Linked DNA regions of Homo sapiens: region 1 is linked to region 2. A link is a contact called in ENCODE Hi-C or POLR2A ChIA-PET data. All regions are on one chromosome and are shown on one strand. Each heading gives the region's core, a stretch centred on a gene start or an enhancer-like site at or near the end of the contact. The rest is flanking DNA. Distances are from core to core; before and after follow the strand shown. Region 1 overlaps PLEKHG3 (pleckstrin homology and RhoGEF domain containing G3). Region 2 holds the start of HSPA2 (heat shock protein family A (Hsp70) member 2).

The links. Hi-C counts contacts between places; a loop is a spot of excess contacts on that map. ChIA-PET counts read pairs that join two places held with the same protein, here RNA polymerase II (POLR2A). Pooled maps may share reads with other maps.
Region 1: a map of ascending aorta shows a loop between it and region 2 (2.0-fold over the local background). The contact joins the enhancer-like site here to the promoter of HSPA2 in region 2. A Hi-C loop is called at or near these places in 2 of 168 maps with a recorded cell type or tissue (PC-9 and ascending aorta) and 3 of 50 pooled maps. POLR2A ChIA-PET finds 5 or more read pairs at or near these places in 5 of 52 experiments (A549, AG04449, Caco-2 and 2 more).

Annotation. Positions count from the first base shown.
Region 1 is chr14:64,744,266-64,748,020 of GRCh38, reverse strand. It overlaps PLEKHG3 (pleckstrin homology and RhoGEF domain containing G3), which reads right to left. Exons shown (of 17, transcript NM_001308147.2): 17 at 1-3,755. SPTB (spectrin beta, erythrocytic) reads left to right here. Exons shown (of 36, transcript NM_001355436.2): 36 at 1-1,738. Among named protein-coding and RNA genes, the nearest start is that of MIR7855, 40 kb to the left of the region's middle. Within about 2 kb of position 1,535, at least 6 of the 41 ENCODE cell types and tissues checked have a DNase peak (open chromatin) inside an H3K27ac peak, as active enhancers do; they include ascending aorta, where a contact is called at or near this core.
Region 2 is chr14:64,538,802-64,542,420 of GRCh38, reverse strand. HSPA2 (heat shock protein family A (Hsp70) member 2) reads right to left here and starts at 1,680. Exons shown (of 1, transcript NM_021979.4): 1 at 1-1,680. The coding sequence starts at 1,571. It overlaps HSPA2-AS1 (HSPA2 and ZBTB1 antisense RNA 1), which reads left to right and starts at 2,053. Exons shown (of 4, transcript NR_110550.1): 1 at 2,053-2,104. RefSeq lists an enhancer at 1,536-1,645 and a silencer at 1,816-1,905.

The DNA.
Region 1 (3,755 bases), core at 286-2,785, 210 kb before region 2:
ATATCTACCACCCTCCAGCCCTGAGCACCAGAAGCTCTGCAACCAACGTCCCCAGGAATGGCCTTCCCCTTGCTGCTCAGGTCATACTTCTGGAGGAAGAGAAAGCTCATTCCATATTTTCCCCACCACTCTACTCCGAAAGCAACACAGTTCTGGCCCAGTATCAAACTAGGGTTAGGTCCAAGAGAGCAGTCAAGCGGGTCGGGGGTGGGGGGGAGGGCGGAGGGCAGCAGGCATTTTCCCCCAAGGAAACCATGAAAGTCCCCAGGGCCTGCAGTCAAGTTTCTATCACCTTCCCCGTGAGAAGGACCTTAGTTCCATGGAGATGAAGTGGGTGAGGTTCAGGTAGAAGCCACAGGGGCAGGCATCCAGAATGAGGCCCCCTGAGGAACCCTGAGTGCTGACCAGTGCCGGCAGAAATCAGTTCCACCCTGTGGCCCTGACACTATATGTCAGGGTGACACCAACTGCAGCAGGCAGGAGCCACAGGAAGGAAGACGTCATCCGATGGAGCCTGACATCCCCAGGTTCCCGCCCTGGTGAGCAAGGTCTTCATTTGGCTTTGGTACATATGACCCTATACAGGGAACCTAGTGTGTATCACTCACCAGCCTCTTTCTGTATCTGGGGAAACCAAGGCAGTGAGGTGACTGCACTCACCTAGCAATAAAGTAGGCCTTTGGTGCACTTGCAGGCATGTCCTCCTCTGGGGCAGAGAGCAGGTTCCTTGCTGAAGGGCAGATGGTGGCAAACATCTCCCTCAACTGTTTCCCTGGGCCAGTCTTTAGGGAGCCTAGGGACAAGGGCCCACCCTCCCCCTTCCACGTGTGCCAAATCAGCACCTGAAGTGAGGCATTTCCAGCAAGCAACTCCACAGACCCGAGAAAGGAAGGGCTCTAGTGGAAGAGCTAGCATCTCACCACCCCAGGTCCCCTGGCCTGGTCCAGGGCAGCCAGCTGCATGTGACCATTCTGTTGCCAGCTCCCCACACATCCCTCCTGTCACCCAGGCTCCAAGACATTCGACCAACTAGACTGAAAATGCAGGCATCCAGCTTTGGGAGACCCTGTGTGTGCCACACCAGGGCTAAGCTCTCCCAGTGCCCTAGCAAGGTCTTTTTTTTTTTTTCTCTCCTTATTCTACTCTACAGTCTTTTGACAGTATTCCCAAACGAGGTTGACACAGCTCCAGTCCACACCAGCATACCAGGCTTCCTTCCCAGGGCAGTTTAGAGGAAGCTCCTTCTGGGCAAGGTCAGGCGGTCCTCCTTCCCTCTCTCCTTCCCCTTTGTCCCAGCCTCAACTGACTCTGGCTGTGGGAGGTGTGGAGGGTCCTTAGGCTTCCCTCCCCAACCTGGCCTCCACCAACACCCCTAACAGGAGGCCCGTGGAAGGCTCAGCCTCTCCTCCGCATCCCTCCTCCTTCCTGCCTATCGGAGGGAGCCAGGGTCCCCTAGGCTGACCCTGAATCCTCTTCCTCCCTTCATGGGAGGGGGGCAGGAATCCAGAGGAGGATGAAGCCAGCGGGACCACATGGCTTGGTGGCTTGGACAAACAAGCTCAGGGAGGAAATGAGGAGGCGGCGGCTGCAGAGGAATGCAACCCTGTTGGGCACAGACCATGCAATCTGGGGCTGGCCCTGGGGCCAGCTGGGTCCTGTCCTCCACCTGCTCAACCGTGCTTCCACCAACCAGAGGAAACCCATTTACTAGTTTTTCTAATAAATCAATAATGCTCCATGTTTCTCTCAGTTTCTTATTTAACTAGCCTCCTCTCCCTTTGAACTGAGCCTAAGAGGGCTGGCACCATGGAGACAGAGGGACAGCCAGATTCTCTAGCTTGTCCCTGGGAGCCTTATGGGACGACTGCAAGCACCCGGTTCCTGGGCTTCATCACAAACTCCAAGAAAAGCTTGCTCATTCATGCATTTGATCAACTTGAAGGCCTACTGTAGGGCAAAATCATTTCCAAGCAGTGATCAGTCCAGGCCCCTCCCCACAGAGCTCAGGACAGATCTCAGCACTCACTGGACCGCAGAATCATCAGAATCTCTAAGCCTGGGATTCACCTCCAGAGGGCAGTTTCTGTTGGTCTAGGGAGATGGAATGTAAGCACTGCGTTTCCAGAAGGCTCCCCAGATAATTCCAATGGGCAGCCAGTGAGAACCACCGACCTGGTGCAAGGTTCCCAGGCATACCTAGATGGCCGTGTAAGGACTGCCTGGGGAAGGGGTTAACTACAACTTCCTGGGCCCCACCCTCTGAAGAGCCCCAGTCGGGTTCTTCAAGGGAAGATCAGAGGCTAGTGACAACCTCTCTTGAGCAGAAGCAGCGCAGGGCAGAGATAGCCCCTGGTCTGGCAGCTGCCCTGAATCTTCTGTGGTCATTCCACAGTCACTGGCTCCTGCCAGGCCAGTCTCAAGATATGATGCTGAGTAACCACAAGGGCACTGGACAGTGTGAGGGTCAGGGAGGCGGAGGTTGCAGTGAGCCAAGATTGCACCACTGCGCTCCAGCCTGGGCGACAGAGCAAGACTCCGTTTCAAGTGGGGGATAAAAAAGAATCTGGGTCCCTCTGATCTTCCCTTGACCTTGTTAGACTTAGCAGACCCATCTTCAGGTTGGGTCAGAAGGCCCACAGGGCCCTGACCCAGCAGCCCTGCTGAACACTTGTCAGGCAGCTCTACCACCCAGGCCCTGAAGCCTCTACCTCCCAGGCCCCAGCTAGAAAAAAAATTAAGCAAAATGAGTCTGGACCTCTGTGGAGAAAGGGCAGAAAACCCAACTGAAATAGGGAGGCATTCCTAACTCTTCTGAATCAAAGATACTTCTGAGAATGTGATAAAAAGGGAGGAATCATCCCAGAAAAATGCACTTGTACTCCTCATCCAATGTTGCAGACACCTTTAGGACATTTCTAGTCTCCGAGTTTAGAATCCTTACCTTCAGCCGCATGCAGTGGCTCACCCCTGTAATCCCAGCACTTTGGGAGGCCGAGGTGGGTGGATCACCTGAGGTCAGAAGTTCGAGACCAGCCTGGTCAACACGGCGAAACCCCGTCTCTACTAAAAATACAAAAAATTAGCTGGGTGTGGTGGCTCATGCCTGTAGTCCCAGCGACCTGGGAGGCTGAGACAACGAGAATTGCTTGAACCTGGGAGGCGGAGGTTGCAGTAAGCCAAGATCACGCCATTGCACTCCAGCCTGGGTGACAGAATAAGACTCTGTCTCAAAAAAAAAAAAAAAAAAAATCCTTGTCTTCTAGGATGTTTCCTGGGGACCGGAGAGAAACGCAAAAGGCACCAGATACTGGGAGCATCTGCTTATGAGAAAAACAGTCTATCCACCTCACCACCTCCCTTTTTCTTGGTCCAACTCTGGCCCTTGGGGAAAAGAGCAAAAGGCTGGCATGCGGGACCCCCTACCCTAGACAGGACAGCAGGCTGCTGCTAGACAGAGAAGCCCATGGGAGTCTAGGCAGCAGAAAGAAAAAGCCCGCCCTCACATCCTCCTGCCCCACCTCCCCCACCAGTACCCGGGTGCCTTATGTTTCATAAGCCCAAGTGACAATTGAGTGTGGAAGGAACAACCTCCATGTCTCCATCTCCCTAAGACATCCCTGGCCCATGAATAACCTTCCCTACCCCAGCCAAGCCTAGGAAGGAGTTCACACATAGTGGGTTGGTCAGCAGTGGTTATTGCACCATTGGCAAATAATGAAATGTGTGTACATCAGCGACAACCACAGGGTCAGCAC
Region 2 (3,619 bases), core at 431-2,930:
TCCTGCACCATCCGGTCAATGTCGTCCTTGCTCAGACGACCTTTGTCATTGGTGATGGTGATTTTGTTTTCCTTACCGGTGCTCTTGTCGGCGGCGGTAACGTTAAGGATGCCATTGGCGTCAATGTCGAAGGTAACCTCGATTTGGGGGACCCCGCGAGGCGCAGGGGGAATCCCGGTCAGGTCGAACTTGCCCAGCAGGTTATTGTCCTTGGTCATGGCCCGTTCGCCCTCGTATACCTGCACCAGTACGCTGCTCTGGTTGTCCGAGTAGGTGGTGAAGGTCTGCGTCTGCTTGGTGGGGATCGTGGTGTTCCTCTTGATGAGTGGGGTCATGACACCGCCAGCTGTCTCGATGCCCAGCGACAACGGGGTCACGTCGAGTAGCAGCAGGTCCTGCACATTCTCTGATTTGTCGCCGATGAGGATGGCCGCCTGCACCGCGGCGCCATAGGCCACCGCCTCGTCGGGGTTGATGCTCTTGTTCAGCTCCTTGCCGTTGAAGAAATCCTGCAGCAGCTTCTGGATCTTGGGGATACGAGTGGAGCCGCCCACCAGCACGATCTCCTGGATCTGGCCCTTGTCCAGCTTGGCGTCGCGCAGCGCCTTCTCCACCGGCTCCAGGGTCCCGCGAAAGAGGTCGGCATTGAGCTCCTCGAAGCGGGCGCGCGTGATGGACGTATAGAAGTCCACGCCCTCGTAGAGCGAGTCGATCTCGATGCTCGCCTGCGTGGACGAGCTCAGGGTGCGCTTGGCGCGCTCGCAAGCGGTGCGCAGCCGCCTCACGGCGCGCTTGTTGGGCCCAATGTCCTTCTTGTGCTTGCGCTTGAACTCCTCCGCCAGGTGGCTCACCATGCGGTTGTCGAAGTCCTCACCGCCCAGGTGGGTGTCGCCGGCCGTGGACTTCACCTCGAAGATGCCATCCTCGATGGTCAGGATGGACACGTCGAAAGTGCCACCGCCCAGGTCAAAGATGAGCACGTTCTTCTCGCCGCCCGCGCAGCCCTTCTTGTCCAGGCCGTAGGCGATGGCCGCCGCCGTGGGCTCGTTGATGATGCGCAGCACATTGAGCCCCGTGATGGTGCCTGCGTCCTTGGTGGCCTGGCGCTGCGAGTCGTTGAAATAGGCCGGGACCGTTATGACCGCGCTGTGCACCTTGCCCCCCAGGTAGGCTTCCGCGATCTCCTTCATCTTCGTGAGGACCATGGAGGATATCTCCTCTGGGAAGAAGGTCTTGGTCTCCCCCTTGTACTCTACTTGCACTTTGGGCTTGCCTCCCTCGCTCACCACCCGGAACGGCCAGTGTTTCATATCCGACTGCACTGTGGCATCCTCGAATTTCCGTCCAATCAGCCTCTTGGCGTCGAAGATGGTGTTGGTGGGGTTCATGGCCACCTGGTTCTTGGCGGCGTCGCCGATGAGGCGCTCGGTGTCCGTGAAGGCCACGTAGCTGGGGGTGGTGCGATTGCCCTGGTCGTTGGCGATGATCTCCACCTTGCCATGTTGGAAGACCCCGACGCACGAATAGGTGGTGCCCAGGTCGATGCCGATAGCCGGGCCACGGGCAGACATCCTGACTGAAAGGCGAGCGACGTTAGGACGGGAAAACCAGGGAGATGAACTCCGCGGAGTCAACTAACGGCCACCTCGAACCAAGCACCACGGGCACTACCAGCAACTCAGCTCCCCGCGCCCAGTTCCCGGTTCTTATAGCCGCCTCTGGGAACTCCCAGACCCAATCCGCTCCCGGGACCGCCCTCACAAACTCTTCCAGCTCCACCACAGGCTTGCCTAGGTCGGAGTGACTGGCCCGTGACCCAACAGATTTCAAGTTGGACGAGGGGCGGGACTCCGGCCCCCGCCAGGAGACAGAGGGGCGGCCGTTATGTAAATGAGGTTCCTCCCTGACTCTCGGCCGCCAGGCCGTGGTGCCTCGCGCGCCTCCTGCTGCTGGCTGGCGTTAGGCGCGCGCTCCCAGAGCCAGGTGTACGCGCTTTTTCGCGGTCTTTGCCCTAGCCGACGTGCATCGGATTGGCAGGGCACGCGGCCAATGAGCAGTGCGGACTGAGGCGCGGCACGGGGAGGAGGCGTGGAAGGGGATCCCGGTGAGGAGAGCCACTGGGAGAGTTCGCTCAATTCCTGAGGTTTTAAATGCAGTTCACTGCTAGGGTGCCGACTCACTGAGCACGCAGGGGCGGAGGAATTCATTCTGAGTTGGTTGCACCGAAGAAATAAAGCTCGAGCAGCTTGTTTTCCCCGGCGCCGTCCAAGGGGAGGGAATAGGGAATTGGGGTGGCTGGGGTGGGGGGTGAGGGCGGATCCCTTGGACGGGGATTAAAGAAAAGAAAAAGTCTGAACCGGCGGTCGGCCTCCTGGGATTTTATGGTGGGTGCTTCACTGCGTCTCAGTGGTTGTGAGCGCTCGATTAAAACTGCCTGGCTGGGGCCGGGCGCAGTGGCTAACGCCTGTAATCCCAGCACTTGGGAGGCCGAGGCGGCCGGATCACGACGTTAAGACATCGAGACCATCCTGGCCAACATGGTGAAAGCCCGTCTCTACTAAAGATACAAAAATTAGCTGGGCGTGGTGGCGCGTGCCTGTAGTCTCAGCTACTCGGGAGGCTGAGGCAGGAGAATCGCTTGAACCCGGGAGGTGGAGGTTGCAGTGAGCCGAGATCACGCCACTACACTCCAGCCTGGGCGACTGAGCGAGACTCCGTCTCAAAAAAAACAAAAAAAAACCCCACTGCCTGGCGGGCGGAGAGAACCTGAGCCCAGGGCGAGGCCGACCGTTTTCCCGCGCCGCGTGAGGGCGGCTGGCGGGACGGCAGACAGGGGTGTGGCGGCGACTTGTCCTCCGAGGAGCCTGCATTTAAACCCTTCCTGCCTCACTCTTCCTTTTTCCTGTTTGTCCTGCCGCTTTAAACTCTGGTTTCGCCTTCCTGTTCATTCCATTGCTTATTTTAGGTCGCAAGTGCTTTATCCACTGCTTTGAGTTTTTGACTGGAAAACCCATAATATAATCAGTCAAAACCCACACGTTGAAACACCATAAAGTCACCCAGTCTCGGTCACCCTGGCACACACGGGGTTGTGATCGTGACCTAGTCATGTTTCTGACTCCGCTCAATGGAATGGAATGATTTTCTTTGGCTGTGCTGAGGTTAATATTGGAGGCATAAACCCTCCGAGAAGGTAGATGAAAAGGAGCGCGATTCACTTCCTCCTGTTTAACAGGAATGTGAGGACAGGTCTGGAAAATACCCTGGCACCAGGTAATAATCTTTAGAAGCAGGCTCCCATATAAATGGGCTCCTGGACGGGTGTGGAGGCTCATGCCTGTAGTTTCAGCACTTTGAAAGGCCGCGGTAGGTGGATCACTTGCTGTCAGAAGTTCGAGGCCAGCCTGGCCAACATGGTGAAACCCCGTCTCTACTAAAAATACAAAAATTAGCCGGGCGTGGTGGCGCGCGCCTGTAGTCCCAGCTACTCGAGAGGCAGAGGTTGCAGTCAGTCGAGATTGCGACACTGCACTCCAGCCTGGGCGACAGAACGAGACTCCGTCTCAAAAAAATAAAATAAATGGTCTCCAGGAGGAAGCAAAGACAGCGATCACTTTAC